Regions from separate parts of the Homo sapiens genome. Here region 2 is linked to region 1. A link is a loop called in an ENCODE intact Hi-C map of the cell type or tissue named here. Cell type or tissue: breast epithelium. All regions are shown on one strand.

The links. A loop is a pair of places that touch in the nucleus more often than their neighbours do. Peaks named below come from ENCODE experiments on the same cell type or tissue, not always from the same donor. Only the 100,000 strongest peaks of a DNase experiment are listed, where the experiment ranks them.
Region 2: it touches region 1 in a loop (10-fold over the local background); 1 of 110 quality-filtered maps calls a loop at or near these places.

What each region holds. Positions count from the first base shown.
Region 1 is chr3:112,625,529-112,633,528 of GRCh38, forward strand. CCDC80 (coiled-coil domain containing 80) reads right to left here. Exons shown (of 8, transcript NM_199511.3): 3 at 4,585-4,741. Among named protein-coding and RNA genes, the nearest start is that of CCDC80, 12 kb to the right of the region's middle. In breast epithelium, no CTCF peak of the experiment used is centred here; a DNase peak (open chromatin) is centred at 4,193; H3K4me3 peaks cover 19 bases; H3K27ac peaks cover 1,200 bases.
Region 2 is chr3:111,951,099-111,959,098 of GRCh38, forward strand. PHLDB2 (pleckstrin homology like domain family B member 2) reads left to right here. Exons shown (of 18, transcript NM_001134438.2): 11 at 1,474-1,614; 12 at 2,832-2,931. Among named protein-coding and RNA genes, the nearest start is that of ABHD10, 24 kb to the right of the region's middle. RefSeq lists a silencer at 6,384-6,678. In breast epithelium, no CTCF peak of the experiment used is centred here; no DNase peak of the experiment used is centred here.

The DNA of each region.
Region 1 (8,000 bases):
ATGTTTAAACTATGAGAGAATCTCACAATTTTTTGATAAGAAATGGGGAAGATTGCTATATACTCATAAAGAAAGATCTCCTAGAAATATTTTAAGTGAAAAAAGCAAGGTGTGGAACAATATATATAATATGCTATATTTTGTATAAAAAGAAAAATATATAGGTATTTATTTGTATTTGTCTAAAAAAGTACTAAATGAATAAATAAGGAATTAACAAAAATGATTACCTGTGGGTGCAGGGAGTAGCAGGGTAAAGGGGTCAGGAAGGATACAAGACTTGTCTGTGTACACCTTTTTATATAGCTTTGACTTTGAAAATTTAAAAAAAGTATTTCTTTGAAAAATTAAACAAAAACAAAAATACCTTGATCTAGTCATTATTCTATCAAAAGAAAAAAAACCTACTCATTTTTCAAGGTCCCTCCATTAAATCAACCTACTTTTCAAAATTCTCTGATATTTTCAATACCTTATCTGATGACTACAATTGGAAGAGCCAATCCCTCCACTACATTCTTCAAACACTTGTTTTGTACATTTGACATATCAGGCACTTTTCCCCCTTGGAATGTCAGGGATTGGTCTTGACACTGATATGCTTGATGTTGGAGGCAGCAAGGGCAGTGGACTAAGAAGACTGAGTAGGTTAGGAGACAGGCTCTCTAGTCTCTAGGGCACAGAATGATTGATAAGTAAAGACTTATCAAAGCAGAGGGGGACACACAGCCACTGTGTGGAAGTCTGAGCACTCATCCTGCCTCTCCTCCCAGCTCAGTGTTGCAGGGTCTAGAGAAGGCAGCTGCCAGGCACTGTCACCACTGATGAAAGGAGAAGTTGGGGGAAAAGGGTCTATTTTTCAGGACTGCCCCAGAGGCAAAGCAGCATTTTTGAATTGTTGTGGATCCTGATGACTGAGGTTTCTCTAGAAAGAACAATTCTCTTCAACAGGATCAGACAGAAAGGGTATTTTAGACTGATTTGTATACTATCATTCTCATTTTGTTTATTTATTGATTTATTTATCTATTTATTTTGAGACAGAGTGTCACTTTGTCACCCAGGTTAGAGTGTACTGGCATAATCTTGGCTCACTGCAACCTCTGCCTCCCAGGTTCAAGAAATTCTCCTGCCTCAACCCCCCAAATAGCTGGAATTACAGGCATCTGCCACCATGCCCAGCTAATTTTTGTATTTTTAGTAGAGATGGGATTTCACCATATTGGCCAGGCTGTTCCCAAACTCCTGGCCTCAAGTGATCAGCCTACGTCGGCCTCCCAAAGTATTGGGATTACAAGCATGAGCCACTGCACCTGGCGTACCATTCTCATTTTAAAAATTGACTTATGAAGTCATTAGATAGTAAGAAATCAACATTTTCTCTCTCCTTGTTGCCATATTCCACCTCCATGAACTTTGCTACCTCTCTTGATTACCCTCAAACTCTCCTTTCTTTGAAAGAAGTTATCAAAAAACTTCCCTTGCCCTATTAAATGTCCTGTGTATTCTAGCTCTTAAAATTTGGTGATAAAATGCCAATGTTAAAATATTTTTCATCTCTAAATATTGCTAAGAAAGAAACATGCTTGCTGTGCATTTCCCCCCACTTCTTTTTTCATTCTGCAATGAAGTGCCTTTAGCCAGCAACTTTTTCCTATCTGACAAAATTTGTCTGTAATCCATTCACTAAACATACACACCCAACATTCCTATCCTAGACTGACATTTTAGATATCACTAACAAGAAAGAATGCCTTTATGTGTTAGGCCATTTTAAACCCCACATGCAATATACTCTGTGCTGACAAAACCAGATAGGCATTGGAATTTGCTCAAGCATAAATAACTTTATTTACATGAAAGCCTAAAATCTTAAGGTAAGTTTCTTGGCGTTTGTAGGTTCATCAGTGATGTCCAAATACTTTTAGCAAGATGGACCAGCTGGTGAGTACGGCCCACACTGTAGTTGGATGTGTGCCCCTGCTTTCAAGGCCCAGTAAAAGTCTGGAATAGTAGGCAGAGCTTGATTTATTTTTAAGGAAAAGTAAGGCCATCTGATAGATTTCCAGCTGAAAGTCAGTCAAGGCTGGAGTTTTTTGGTTCACTGAGCCCATGGCTCATGCCAATTCTTTTTATCCCATGGCCGACTCCCAGTCTTGGCTCACAGTGCTACAGCCTTTCCCATAAGGGTAAACTGGGACATGACACAAGGAAAGAGAGGCCTTCCAGGAATTAGATGAGAAACAAAATAAAAGATCTCCCACCCCAAAATCAGGTCCCGGCTACCATTCAGTGAGGAAAATGCCCAAATCATAATACCTGATTTCCAATAAGGCAGAAAAAAAAAAAAAAAAGACCCACAGCCCCTCTACAGTTCATATTCAATCCAGATGTCTAGAAAACAGTAGGATTATGCTAAAAATTTGCCAAGGCAGTACCAGATGCTTATAATGGGACCATATAGAAGTTGAGGTGGAAGATGTAATGATTTTTCCAAGCTTCTCTGAAATAAGGAATGAGAACACTTTGTGAAAGTGTTGGTAGGTAACACATTTGACACTGGGAACACCTGGTTTGTGAGGGCTTTCATCACTAGCCAGCACCAGTCTTTGTGCTGGATTGAATACTTACTTCCTTTCTGGACATCTGGAGTGTAATTAAGCTCACTGCCCTCATGCTATTATTTGAAAAATCCAGGAAACAAATGGTTGAATCCTAGTTAGCCAATAAATACGTGGCTTTGTAGTATTAGTCTCTTGGGCTTCAGTTTTATCACCAAGAATAATAATGCAGCCTGATCTGGATGAGCTGTTGTGAGGGTTCTTGTGTCAACATTCTGTAATCAGCACAAAGCAATAACAAGTATTTTGCCATTATAGGTGCTCTAGTGACAAGTGTGACAGCTCATTGATTTCCAGATGACTACCAGATCAAATGGTGATGCAGAGGATGACCACATAATAGTGCCTATTACCTGACTGGCATTTCTGTATACTATCTTATTTAATCCTGTGAAATAGATATGATTATCTTCTAAACTAAGACTTAGGAGTAGCTTGCCCAAGGTCACACAACAAGTAAATTGTGACCCTGGATTTAAATCTGTCTGTCTCCAGAATTCATTTTGTGTCTTTTGTTTGTATGATCATTATTGTTGTTTTGGTTAAGAAAATTCCTTTTTTGCTTGTTCTCCCCCTAAATTATACACACAGTGCAGGATAAATGTCTAAAAATAAATCATCAATCCACAATAATTTATGATGGGACATTGGAAAAGATGCTATTTATTTTTCTTTTGTAGCCACCTCAGAGGAAGGTGGGCTATTTAAAGTAGAGAATGCATAACTGATACTTTACCCTGAATCAGCTCTAGAGATCTGCCGTACAATATTGTACCTATAGTTATCAATACTGTATTGTGCACTTAAAAATGTATTAAGAGGGAAGATTTCACGTTAAGTGTACTTACCACAATAAAAAAAATATGATTTAGAAGGCTAGACCATATTCAAATCAAGTTGACATTATCGTGACATAATATAACTAGTATGTCTTCAATTACACCAAGATCGTATGTCAGAAAAATCTGTGTGATAATGTTATGTGTATTGAAGTTAAATGTTGACTAACAAATAATTAGTTATATATTACTAAATATATTTTATATTCTTTCAAGTGCTTTTAGATGAAATATATTTTACGGAAACTATGCAGAATATGCAAACGATGGAATATAAAGGATTACTCTAAGGTTTTTTTTTTTTGTAGTTAAACCATGAACAACAACAAAACAGTAGAAAGTGCATATAAGAAAAAAAGCTTTTTAAAAAATAAAGCCCTAGAGATGCAATAATTATGAAATAAACTGGGTGGGTCATATTTTGGGCTTCTGACTATGAGGCTTAACTAATCACAGTAAATCTTGCAACGTTCCCAGGAGAACTGCAATGAGTTAGATCTCAGCTGTCCAACACTGGGCTGTACGCCTCATGAGTCTCACATGCACCATTCATATGTAAAATTGCGAAAACTCTAAATTCAGCCAAATTCTTCTACTCTCCAAAAGGACTTGGGTGCAGTTCAGTCCATATTTTCAGTGACTTTTCATTTATCTTAACAGCTTCTCTCAGTTCTGGTTAATTCCTTCCTCAGGCTTGCCAGAGTCAAGTACTTCCGAGAGTCTGGCAAGTCCCATCTGTGATGAGTCACCTGCAGCGGAGAGTCTGCAGGAAGATCAGACGGGGCTGCTCACAGGCGAGAAGACTCAGTACCCAGAAAAAGTGTCTGAATGCCTCTCTGATTCTCTCCCACACTGTGTTACTTTTCCCATTTTCTTCCACCTTACTGACTTTCAGACAATAGAGTGTTTGCGTATTTTTCTTTTTTACAGTGCTTAAAACTTAAACGAGAACCATCCTGGAATGGCTATTTAAATAAGCAGGCAAACTGACCTGTGTTATCACAACCAAAGAGCCCTCTGAACATCTTCATTTTCTTTTGGATCCCCCATGTACCTCTACCATAAAGTTTGTCCCACCTTAGATATGAGAAAAACAATAATATAATTAAAATGTTTAAGAGAACCTAGCTGAAAGTGGTCGATTTTCATGGTGCTGTTGTTGACAGGGCCGAAGATGGTGATCACAGAGATTTTCCTGGTAGCCATCTTGCAGAAACTTTCCAGATATTCATCACGTTGTTGCACATACATATTGTTCTCAGCCTTGGGAGCAGTGATCAGCTGGAGGTGGGTGAAGACAAACAAATACTCATTTATAGTGATAGTTTCACACTGAAGCAAAACCCAAAGAGATGATTTGGAAGAGAGGGCTGGTAGTGACTGCATCTAAGCTACAAATGTTCTGCTGAACAGTTAGCATAATTAGGACCAAAAAGGGCCATTTGAAAAGGCCTCTTTTTGTCTCCAAGACAGCTTGGAGTTTTCTACTCACTTCCATTATTTACCTCCATTACTAGCCTCCACATGTCTCACTTTTCTTATTTGTGAACTCTGCAAAGGAATATTTATTTTGCAAGGCTGCTGTGAACATTACATGAATACTTGGCATGCAATAATTGTTCAATAAATGTTATTTTCCTTCCCTAATTTTGATCTTCATTATTCTCACTGGCTGATTAGATATTGGTTAATACAGTGGTTACTACTATTATTCACATTTCACAGGGTTAAGAGAGTTTCATAGCCAGGCCCTGGGCACTACGAAACATTCTGTGATTTAGAACTCTTATTAGAAAACCTTGCAGAAAGGTTTTATGATGACTTTTAGGCCTACGTTTTGTCACATAGAATATATTCACTGTCACATTCAGCCTGCACAGAGTTGGTGGTGTTTGTCTTTTGATATTGCAGTTTTCCAACAGGATGTTTTTTACTCTAAGTTTAGCCCTCTCTTTGGTTCAGACCTGGTATTTTTCACCTAGCCCTCTGTCTTTCATCCTCATCCTATGACCCCTGTCTTCTGGGGGAAAAAAAAAAGAGGAAAGACAAAGCAATCAAAAGAAATACTTTAGTCACCAGAAATCTGAGAAAATGTAATTTATTTTGGATACAGTAAGGATAACCCTACTTTTAAGAGGTCCTCTTGAATCTTTTCTCTGAGAACGTCTCACTATTTTTATCTAACCTAATACAAAAGCTTCTCTACTCTCTTGATTAATTTAGCTGCCCTTCCCTGAGCCTTCTCCAATTTTACCAATTTTACTCAATCCTTGAGCTGAAGCTAGAACTCTGTTCCACATCCCACAAGCTAGTGGGCATAATGCTGCTTACCTTGGAGGTGGGAGGATGTGAAATTTTATTGTGATGATGACCAGGTCTTTGTTGAGATCCTTGATCCCAAATAGATCACCAGGCTGATGTCTGCAATGAACGCTGTCTATTTGCCCTTTGTTGCATCATCACTAAGCTCAGAAGCAAACCTCTATAAATCATTTTTCTGTAAACAACTTTTTGCATTTGACTAAATACAAATTTATCAGCCAATTTTCTTGCATTTGACTACATTCAAATGTATCAACCAACTTTCTATTTATCCGCCTAAACTTATAAACTATTTCCGATATTTATGACTATTACCTTGGCATTTTTCAGAGGGCAAATCACCAGGCTGTGTACCTCTTCCAAATATTTTATCAAAAATGGTTAATAAATCTGGTCTCAGCTTGATCCTGCTGTTTATTTTTCTCTGTCAGAGATGTCTGTATTGCTACCTGCAGGCTTTCCCTTCTAAGAATTCTCCCCGCATGACAAAATACTCTCCCTCAAGGAAATTAAACGTGTTCAATAGCCTTTGAATGGAACGTTAACAAAGGTTTTCTGGGATGAAGTTTTTGTTTTGTTTTGTTTTGTTTTTCAGATCATAATTAATTTTAAATAGACATGCTTTAGTTTATTTTTCATGTGTTTCTATGCCTGCTCATACGGACATTCTGGGTAGGAAATGCTTGTTTTAGGAACATAATTTTTTAAGGGGAAAAACAAAATTTCTCCAAATTTATTCATTGATTCACATTAGCCTTAAAACAAGATTAAAGGCAGCTATAAAAAGATGTGGTGATGGTATTTTTAGTTGCTTGGTTTGTTTTTAATTAGCTTTATGGCATCTGAAAATATTTCTTCAGATCTTGATGGGAGCGCAGATACCAAAGTTTTATTTTAAGTTGGTATATTTTAGGTCTTTTTTTCTGACTGTTTTGTGCTCAAAACCACACTATTCTGAAATAAATAAAATGAATGTTTAAGTAAAAACACAAAACAGTAAAAACAAAGGTAAGAGAAAGGGACTTACTGTTCATGGTTTTGGACTCCCTATTCTAAATTAAGGATAAGCCATATTTAGAATATATTTAGAGGAGTTTCTAGGGCAAAGCTGCTTAGATGTTAGATGACAGAAAATTATCTGTTTCTGTAACTTCAAATTCATACATAGATTCCATTTCATTCATACCATACTTTGCCATAGACCCTTACAATCTGTGGACAGATCACGGTATGACAGGATTTTAAGAGTCCTCAACCCTCCTCTAGTCTTCTCCCCCTTGTGTATATTAAGGATATCAGACAGTATGTAATCACACAGAACCTTATCCTCCCCTGTGTGGTAGGTTCTCCCACATAGCTCTATACACAGTGGCATGAGGCCATGGATACCCAGTGGGAATCTCATTTAAATAAATAAGTGCCTCTGATGTTTATTTTCACTGCAGACCCTTTGCCCAAGAATGCCTTTAACCACCAGTGGGGTGACATTCGTTTTGCAGGACTCATTCTCTAACTTCCGGCCCTCCACGTTCTGGCCCCGGGCTCTCTTTTGCTAATGTCCTCCTATACCTCCCTTACCTGACCTCTTTACCCCCTAGAGCCAGACCCAGTCTAAATTAGGAAATGAAAGGAATCTTGGGCAGAGAGGCATAGAGAAAGAATAATTGCAGTCAAAGTCAGGGGGCTGTCATTTCGGTCCTAGTTCAGCTCCTGGCTAGCTTGTAGCCTAAATAAATCCACTTAATCTTCTGAAGCTCAGCATTGTCATTGTTATAATGAATCAACTTTCCTGCCAACCTCATCACGTTGTGAGATCTGAGCAAAAGTAAATATATCTGTATATCTTTATAAGATCATAACATGAACTTATTACAGATTGATTTATTCTTAATAAATAAATATGTGTCCCCCAAGCACATACAGGTATGTCACCTCTGAATAATTCACCCACAATCCTTCCTCTGTCTTTGCCCAAGTCACTCCTTCTACCTCAGAAACCTGCCCCCGCCCTTCTCTAAATCTCATTCTTTCTTTCAATGCATTATCCTCCTTAAAGTCTTTTCTAGCATGCAGGGATCACTTCCTCCTTTTAATTACTGTTCTTTTTGTCTGCCTCGCCCACTTGGAATTTAAGCATTTCCTTCATTTACTATATAACTGTCACATCTCCCCAGGCAGAATGTAAGTTCCTCAGACTCTATTACTGTCCTGCAGATGG
Region 2 (8,000 bases), 670 kb before region 1:
ATTTGGTCATAGTGGGAGCTAGATTGAAGTGTTCTGATGTCATTTTACTATCTACAAGGAGCATTAATCAGCCAAACTGCAAAGTATTATTATCATCTTAGTATGGACTACCTGGCCATGAATTCTAGCTCTGCCGCTGTCCAGCTACATGACTTTGGCCAAGTTTATTTCACCTCTCTGCCCCCTAGATTTCTCATCTGTAATATAGAGATAGTAATAGTACCTACCTCACAGGATTATTATAATAATTTAATGAGATAACGTATATAAACCATCATACCTGGCACATAGCTCTTAATTAATTGATTAGCTAGTATAAACAGTTAATTATAAAGTTAAAATGCAGATTTTTATGATTGGCATATTTGAAGACTGTTTATAAATTTGCTAATTCAAATTTGCATTAATTTTTGTGCATTTCAAAAGCATGAGCTTTTAAAATGACTTCAAAATGATCAGACCTAAAAAATCTTTAATTAAGAAATCACTTTACTATATATATTTATGTTTTATTTCTTTAAAAAAATAAAGCAATGTTAAGATTTTGTGAAGCTAAGTGGTGGGAATATGAATATCTCTTAAATTATCCTCTATTCTTATCTATATGTTTCAAATATATTTCAGCAAAAATTTTTTTGAGCTCATTTTTGTGTTTTTTCTTTCTTTTTTTATTTTCATAGTTTTGGGGGGAACAGGTAGGGTTTGGTTACGTGGATAAGTTCTCTAGTGGTGATTTCTGAGATTTTGGTGCACCCATCACTTGAACAGGAAATCGTTTTACTGTTAAAGACATTTCTAGGGTGAGGCCAAGAAAAATTTGAGTAAGTTTCAAGTGGACAAAAATCTTGCTTTAGAAATCTGAAAAAAATTAAATAGTCCATTAGAGGATTTTTAAATATGAGAGATTACTGTAGGGGCTCCTTGGCCAAGATCTTTTTAAAAAGTAACCTAGAATGATGCCTTTTAGGGAAACTTTATGTGGATTTGGAGTGTGTTTATGTGACTGAAATATTATTACAACTTTCAAACAACTTCCCTGTTTACTCGCTTTTTCTCTTTTTCTCCTTTTCCCCCTTTCTTGTCCTCTTCTCACTGGTATCTGTGTCATCACACAGAACTGCCCGGAAGGGGAGAAAGTGCTTACGTGCTTTGTCCACTGGCTGTTCTGCCATCCACATGGCGACCATCATAATAATTTGTAAGTTGTCCTGAGGCCCCAAGGCCGCAGGCACTACAGAAGTGAAAGGTGGAATTTTTTAAAGATTTCTAGGTTCAGCATAAATTCCTACAGTGTTTAGTATCTAATCAAATACTAGCTCAAATCTATCAGTGAACACAATATATGTTGAATAACTTTAAGAAAAATTCTGTTAAAATTCCAGTTTTTTTTGTAAGTGCATAATTCTTCATTTCTTCAGTCACCTATTACAGTTAGTCAAGTTTTGCTATTTTGCTTTGCATTTGCATTTAAAGCACTTTAGAAGTCTGGAAGAAAGGAAAAAACAGCATAAAGAAGGCCTCTATCTGAGTGATACTTTGCCTCGAAAGAAAACCACATCTTCCATCTCCCCACATTTCAGCAGTGCTACTATGGGGAGAAGCATCACCCCAAAGGTAGGACCTGGGAGAAACCACGGGCTTCCCATTCCATGAGTCTTCTTGTCATTATATTCACTGATGTGTAAAGGCCTTTAAAGAAAAGTGCTAAATAATAAATCATTACATTTACTTGTTAGGCAGACATCAGGACTAAATCTCATTTTCTACCTGTTCAGAGGACATCTGAAACTGTATGCTCTGGGGCCAAAGAACATGCTTCAGGGTATTTTCTACCAGCACAACCCAGGCGATGAGTGGCATTCACTTACATGATGGACTTCCGTGGCTGCATCCCACATCTGGAGATAAGATAGGATGTAGCCTCTGTGTTCCAGGAATAACAGCAACAAATATTTATTCAGACATTTTCATGTAGCTGACGCTGGGTTGAGCCTTTTATGTGGATTGCTTCATTTGAAAATCCAGCAGCACTGGGTAGTAGACTACTGATTATTATTCCAGTTGTATGTATGGATAAACTGAGGTGTATAAGGCTAAGTGACTAACCAAGGAGCCCTCAGCTGGTATGTAGTGGAGTGGAATGTGAACCTATGCGACCTGATGCCCGCCCAAGCTCTCCCTCAGGTTCTGCCGACATGCCTGAGGGGATCATTGTGGCAAGAGAAGAGGCAGGTGTGAAGGAGGTTCTGAATGAGACAGACTTTTGAGCCCTTCCCCTGCCCTTAATCAGAGTAACTTTGTTTTAATCTGTTTTATAAATTTGTGTTTCAAGTACATTTTATCTACATGAAGGATTTTGCTATTTTTAAAAAATGCTAAAACCATTAGGGTGTTAATAGATTTCTTCAGTTTCAACCCACCGCATAACAGGGGATAAATAAAAATGGGTGCATTTGTAACAAGAGTAGCTCTTCCCTGTTCTTTTGCATGGTGCGCATGCATTCTTGGCCCTGCATCTGCCCTCTGCTCCTTATGCATGAAGAACTTTCAGCCATTCTTTCAGGTGATTTTGGACAGTGTCTTCCCCAGCTGTCTTCACTTTTGGAATTGCTGCTGTTGGAGGAAGTGCTTTGATATTGCGACTACCCTGGAACTTCTCGGGAGGGCCAGTAACTGGCCTTTACCACTTAGCATCAACAAATGAAATGCAAAGACTTACCTTCTCTGCCCTGTACACTTAGATAGGAGCTTTGGAAACAGGGATGTGGCCATTTCCTAAAGGTCCATTCAGCCTGCAGCTTGCCTGAAGTACTCCCTCCTGCTTCCCGCAGGCCCATCTGCCCCTAGGACAGAGTAACAGCTGTGGAAGTGTGCTCCCTCCCTCACTGGCAGCCATGGCCAAAGACTCAGAATCTCGGAGGATGCTCAGAGGTACGTACCTTTTAAATCAAGTGTCATGGCCTTTTGTTAAGCATTAGAATTCTTCAGGGGGAGGAAGTGAGAACAGGGGTAGGGATGATTAGAGGAGGGATCAACCAAAGGCCTAATTTTACTCTTAATGTGTTCTCTTTCGGGAGGGATATATAACTTTTCCTATTTATACATATAGCTGGTATATTTTAAACATTCCCGTTGTACTTTATAGATTTGATAGAACTCTGAAACCAGAAAGACCCCTAGAGAATTACTAACCTTCCCATTCGATTAATAGAAAGAAAAGAGAGACCAGTGAGATCCAAGGAGATTACCAGGGCACTTAACCAAGATCACTCACCTGGGTTGTGTCTGAGCCACTATGTCGAATGAACCTTGTGCTAAAGAATCATTGAGCTGACACAGCAAATATAGCATTAGTGGCCCAGAACAGAATTCTTATAGGCCTTTTAATGTAGATTTGAGCTTTTATACTTCATAGTTGTTATGTTTCAGGTAGACTTTGACTCTCAGCATTTTTTTTTGTAGTAATACATTACATTTATAATGGGATTCTCAGATAGTCTTCATGGGGCTAGAAGAAATTACTGTAATGTAGTTCCAGGGCTAAGCTTCCTGTTGAGAGGATTAGATTTCTTGTGTTAACACAATAGTTTAAGTCAACAAGTTACATTGCCCTAACTTTTGAGCAGGCACGATGCTAGGTGCCAAGAATGCAAATGAATGATAGGAAGCTTGCCTTTGAAATGTTTATAGTCTATTGAGGAAGAAAGACACAGAACAGATGATTTCAATAAAATGTGGTAAATGAAATAATGGCGGTATGCCCAGGATATAAATGGAAATGCTTTGGGGATGGCAGGCATTTGGCCTTCAAATACATTCATGCAGTGATGGGATTCAAATCCTCCCCTCTAAGCAGGCTGGAATTCGATTCTAGCTCTTTGGCCTCTCTGCCAATGGTACTGAGAGATAACACTGGTTTTCCATCAGGGGAAAATATATATATACACACACACACACACGCACATATATGTAATACATATATGCTACATATACATACATAAATTTATATATATGTGCACATAATGTGTATTGTGTATGTATATATGATATATATATATATATCTCTCACTGGAACGAGGTTTTCAAATCATTACTAAAGGCGATTTAAAAATTAGAGGGTATAGTATTCATAATAGGTTTATAATGTGTAAGAGACATTTGCAGTGGTAATATTTGAATCAAATAAACTGATTGAACTATTTTATTTTCTTTGCCATAATTTCTTAATAAGCTAAACATATTCTTTTGATGTTTATAAATAATAAACATAAATCCATCTATTTTGGCTCTCATTTATCACTGTTAAGTTGTGGGTCAAGTCTATTTGCTGTTGAAACATTTTTCTGTAATATTTACATATAAATATTTGAGACAAGGTCTCACTCTGTTGTCCAGGCTGGAATGCAGTGGTGTGTGATTATAGCTCACTGCAAACTCTGCCACCTGGGTTCAAGTGATCCTCCCACCTCAGCCTCTCGAGTAAGCTGGAACTATAGGTGTGTGCTACCACACCTGGCTGATTTTTGTATTTTTTGGCAGAGATGGGTTTTTGTCATGTTTCCCAGGATGGTCTCGACCTCCTGGGCTCCAGTGATCTCCCACCTTGGCCTCCCAAAGTGCTGGGATTACAGGCATGTATTAGACTTCTTTTTAAATATATTTTTCCCACCGTCGGAAGACATCAAAGCTTAGATTGGCCACAACACCAACAAAGACCATTAAGCATTTTCATGTACTTCAGGTGTTTAATTGAAAGAGCAAGCATTTGGGAAAGAGGGTGGGATCACAAATTACTATACTCCATGTTAAAAGCATTTTCTTGCCAGGTGTGGTGGCTCATGCCTCTACTCTCAGCACCTTGGGAGGCTGAGGAGGGAAGATTGCTTAAGAATTTGAGACCAGCCTGGGCAACATAGTGAGATCCCATCTCTACAAGTAATTTAAAAATTAGCCAGGCATGGTGGCATGCACCTGTGGTCCCCACCACTCAGGAGGCTGAGGTAGGAGGATCGCTTGAGCCTGGGAGTCAAGGCTGTAGTGAGCTGCCATCATGCCACTACACTACAGCCTAGGCAACAGAGCAAGACCCTGTCTCAAAAAATAAATTAATAAATAAAAGTATTTTCTCAAAGAGTAAGAAAAACTAGAACTTTATAGTAAATAAATAGATTAGCAAAACTCAAGAGCCATTAACATTACCATTTAAGAGGATTTTGTGAGAATATGGTGAAACCGAGGGAAGGTTTGATCTCAGTTATTCTAATCTGTTTTCCCCTGAAGTAATGGGAATCCCATGCCAGTTTCATAGAGGAAAACTGAGCTAATTCCCTTAGGCCACATTACTGATGTTCCCGTTGCAAAATCAAATCTGTCTTTGATTTATCTTTAGTGCTCTTGTTCTTTATTGATACGTCCTTTATGCAGCTCAGAAGACTGCAACTTCAGTCTTTCTCTGCTGTAACTGTGAAGTGCTCTTCCTCTTGAAGAGTTTCATGTAATTCTGATGGGGCAGCTTCTGAGGAAATAAAGAACCATTATATGCGTGTTGGTCCAAGGAGATGTGTTCTGAAAAGACAGCCTGCTGCCTTTGGCTCCCCTACCCAGAGGAGGAGAAGTCAGGGTCTATAGTTCTTAGAACCCCAGCAGACTGTAAAACTGGCAGGATTTTCTACACAGCCCAAACTGGTGGTTCACAAAAAACCCAGGAGGGATGGATCATAATTTCATTTAGAATTGTTTGACTAGCACTTGTTAACTTTATTAAAATAGCAAATACAAGTAAAATTCTATGGATTTGAAAAAAATTATACCTGGCATATTTTCACTAACTCACATTTAGTAGACTTTAATCATCTTTTAAACTTACACAATTAACTTAAATACACCTTTTTTTGCTGCTATTCGTAATGGATACATCAAGGATGATGGTGTAAGTATAAGCCTTAATCAGCACTGTTAATAGAACTGACAGCGTGAGTCGTGCAAAGAACTTTGAGAGGAGAGTTTAAAACAGAGAGCTGAGAAACTCAGCTTCTGAAGTTGGAATGGTTATTGGCTTTTGAACAACTTGTGAACTATTCCTTTGTCAGCTTTAGAATGAATGAAATCTTTGTCCTTTTGTTTTTTGTTAAATACAGGAAAGTCCAAGAAAGGTATGACAACCTCCTTGTGTGGTGTTTTTGTTTCCAGCAAATATTGAAAGGTCATTGTCAAGTCATGTTTAAGAAATGATCAGATTTAACACTGTGCAGTGGTGGATTTTTAGTCTAATGATTATTTCTTTTACACAATAGAGAAAAATTGTTGCACATTTGCAAGAAACACAATGCTGGGTGCAGCTGCTGTTCATTCACTGGCAGCTGCATGACCCTCTTTGTTTTGGCTTTTAATCGCAAGGTCAGACCCTGCAGGAAACATGAGTGCTGTGGAAGCATTGTTTTGTAAGATTCAGGATCTATATAAAGAGAATAGAGGGTATTGTGATGTATATGAGCTAAGTGTAAACCATGATTCTCCTTTAAAAAGGACAGGTATAAATAAGTCAGGCTACAGTCAAAGGATGAAAGGATTTAGGAAGCTCCTACTTATTCATTTCATTGGAGCCTGTTTTCTAAGAAAGACTTAGTGGAGAGTGAAGTATAGTTTAAATGATTGGCTTGAATAAGTAAGATGGTTATTTCCTGTGGCTAGGTGGTAGAGATGTAGGATGTTAGACGATGTGTTATAAAACTTGATGAACTGTGCTTCAAATAATTGAATGGCATTTTACAAACTTGAGCTCTTAAAAACTATTTGCTATTGTCTGTTTGGAAAAAGAATTGTTTGATAGATATAATCTGTTTTTATTCTTCCTATTTTCTGGTTGATGAATATGTGTGAAAGATTTATTTGTCTTGTAACAGTCTTTTTTGACTATGCATGTATCAATTTTTTTTAAGGTTTCTTGAGTTTTTCTCTGTAAACTTGGATTTAATCTGAAACTGTGAACATCATACCTTGTTAATTTGCTATTGTAACTAACACCATCAATGAGTGCATGTTGGAAGTGTTGTATGTTTTTCCTGCCCCCTTGTCATCCTTTTTGATCTTGTATCTTTTTCCCTTTCTACAATCATTCTCCCTCTTCATTCCTGACTTGTCCTGTGCCCTCTTCTTCTGGCTGTGGACTGTCATTAGGAAGAATGAATTCCTCAGCAGGTGAGCTATGACAGGCTGAATTGTTAGAAATACTGGTTAATTTTATCCTCTTAACCCCAGGTTATACTTTAAGTCATCTTACTTTCTATATTACAGCCCAGATAGCCATGTAAAAGTATATACCACATATTGGGAATGTATTGGCAGGACTCTACACATTGTGTAATCGTTAACTCACAAGAGACTTTTCAGGTCCAATTAGCCAGAATTAATAGAGACTGGCATTAAAAATAATAATAATAAATGGGCCTTGCACATTTGGTCCCTTGGCTGTCCCAGGCAGTGAAGAGCTGAACTGGTTTGGGTTCCTTGTGTGGCTATGATTAGAAACAAGCCTCAATTAGGTCTTGCTTTATACACCTTATAAACTACCCCTTCAAACAGCTATTTCTCTCTGGATAGGAAGGATTTAGAGCATTTTCAAGGCCCTTTTTACTGTTTTAGTTGCTTTCCCACTGATTAATGTTATTCTTGCTACATAATTAAAAAACAGAAACCAAATAGTCTCAGGGGTTGGGAAAGTCTCATTTTTCCCAATCTTGTTTCTTTGCTCCCCCTCAAAAAGTAGATGCATTCCACTTCCTTATTTGACTATTTATATAGAATATATAGATGAAAAGATAAATTCATTCAGTGACTGTTTATCTTATGACATCCACATGCCAAATAAATGGAGGTAAACTGTGGTGCACAGGACATCTGCATCCCCTTTCCTGATAAAGCTTCAATGAGAGTGGAGGCCTAGGCCAGTTTACTGCCATTCTAGTGTTCCTTCACTGCACCAGCATCTCTCCTTGGGCCTC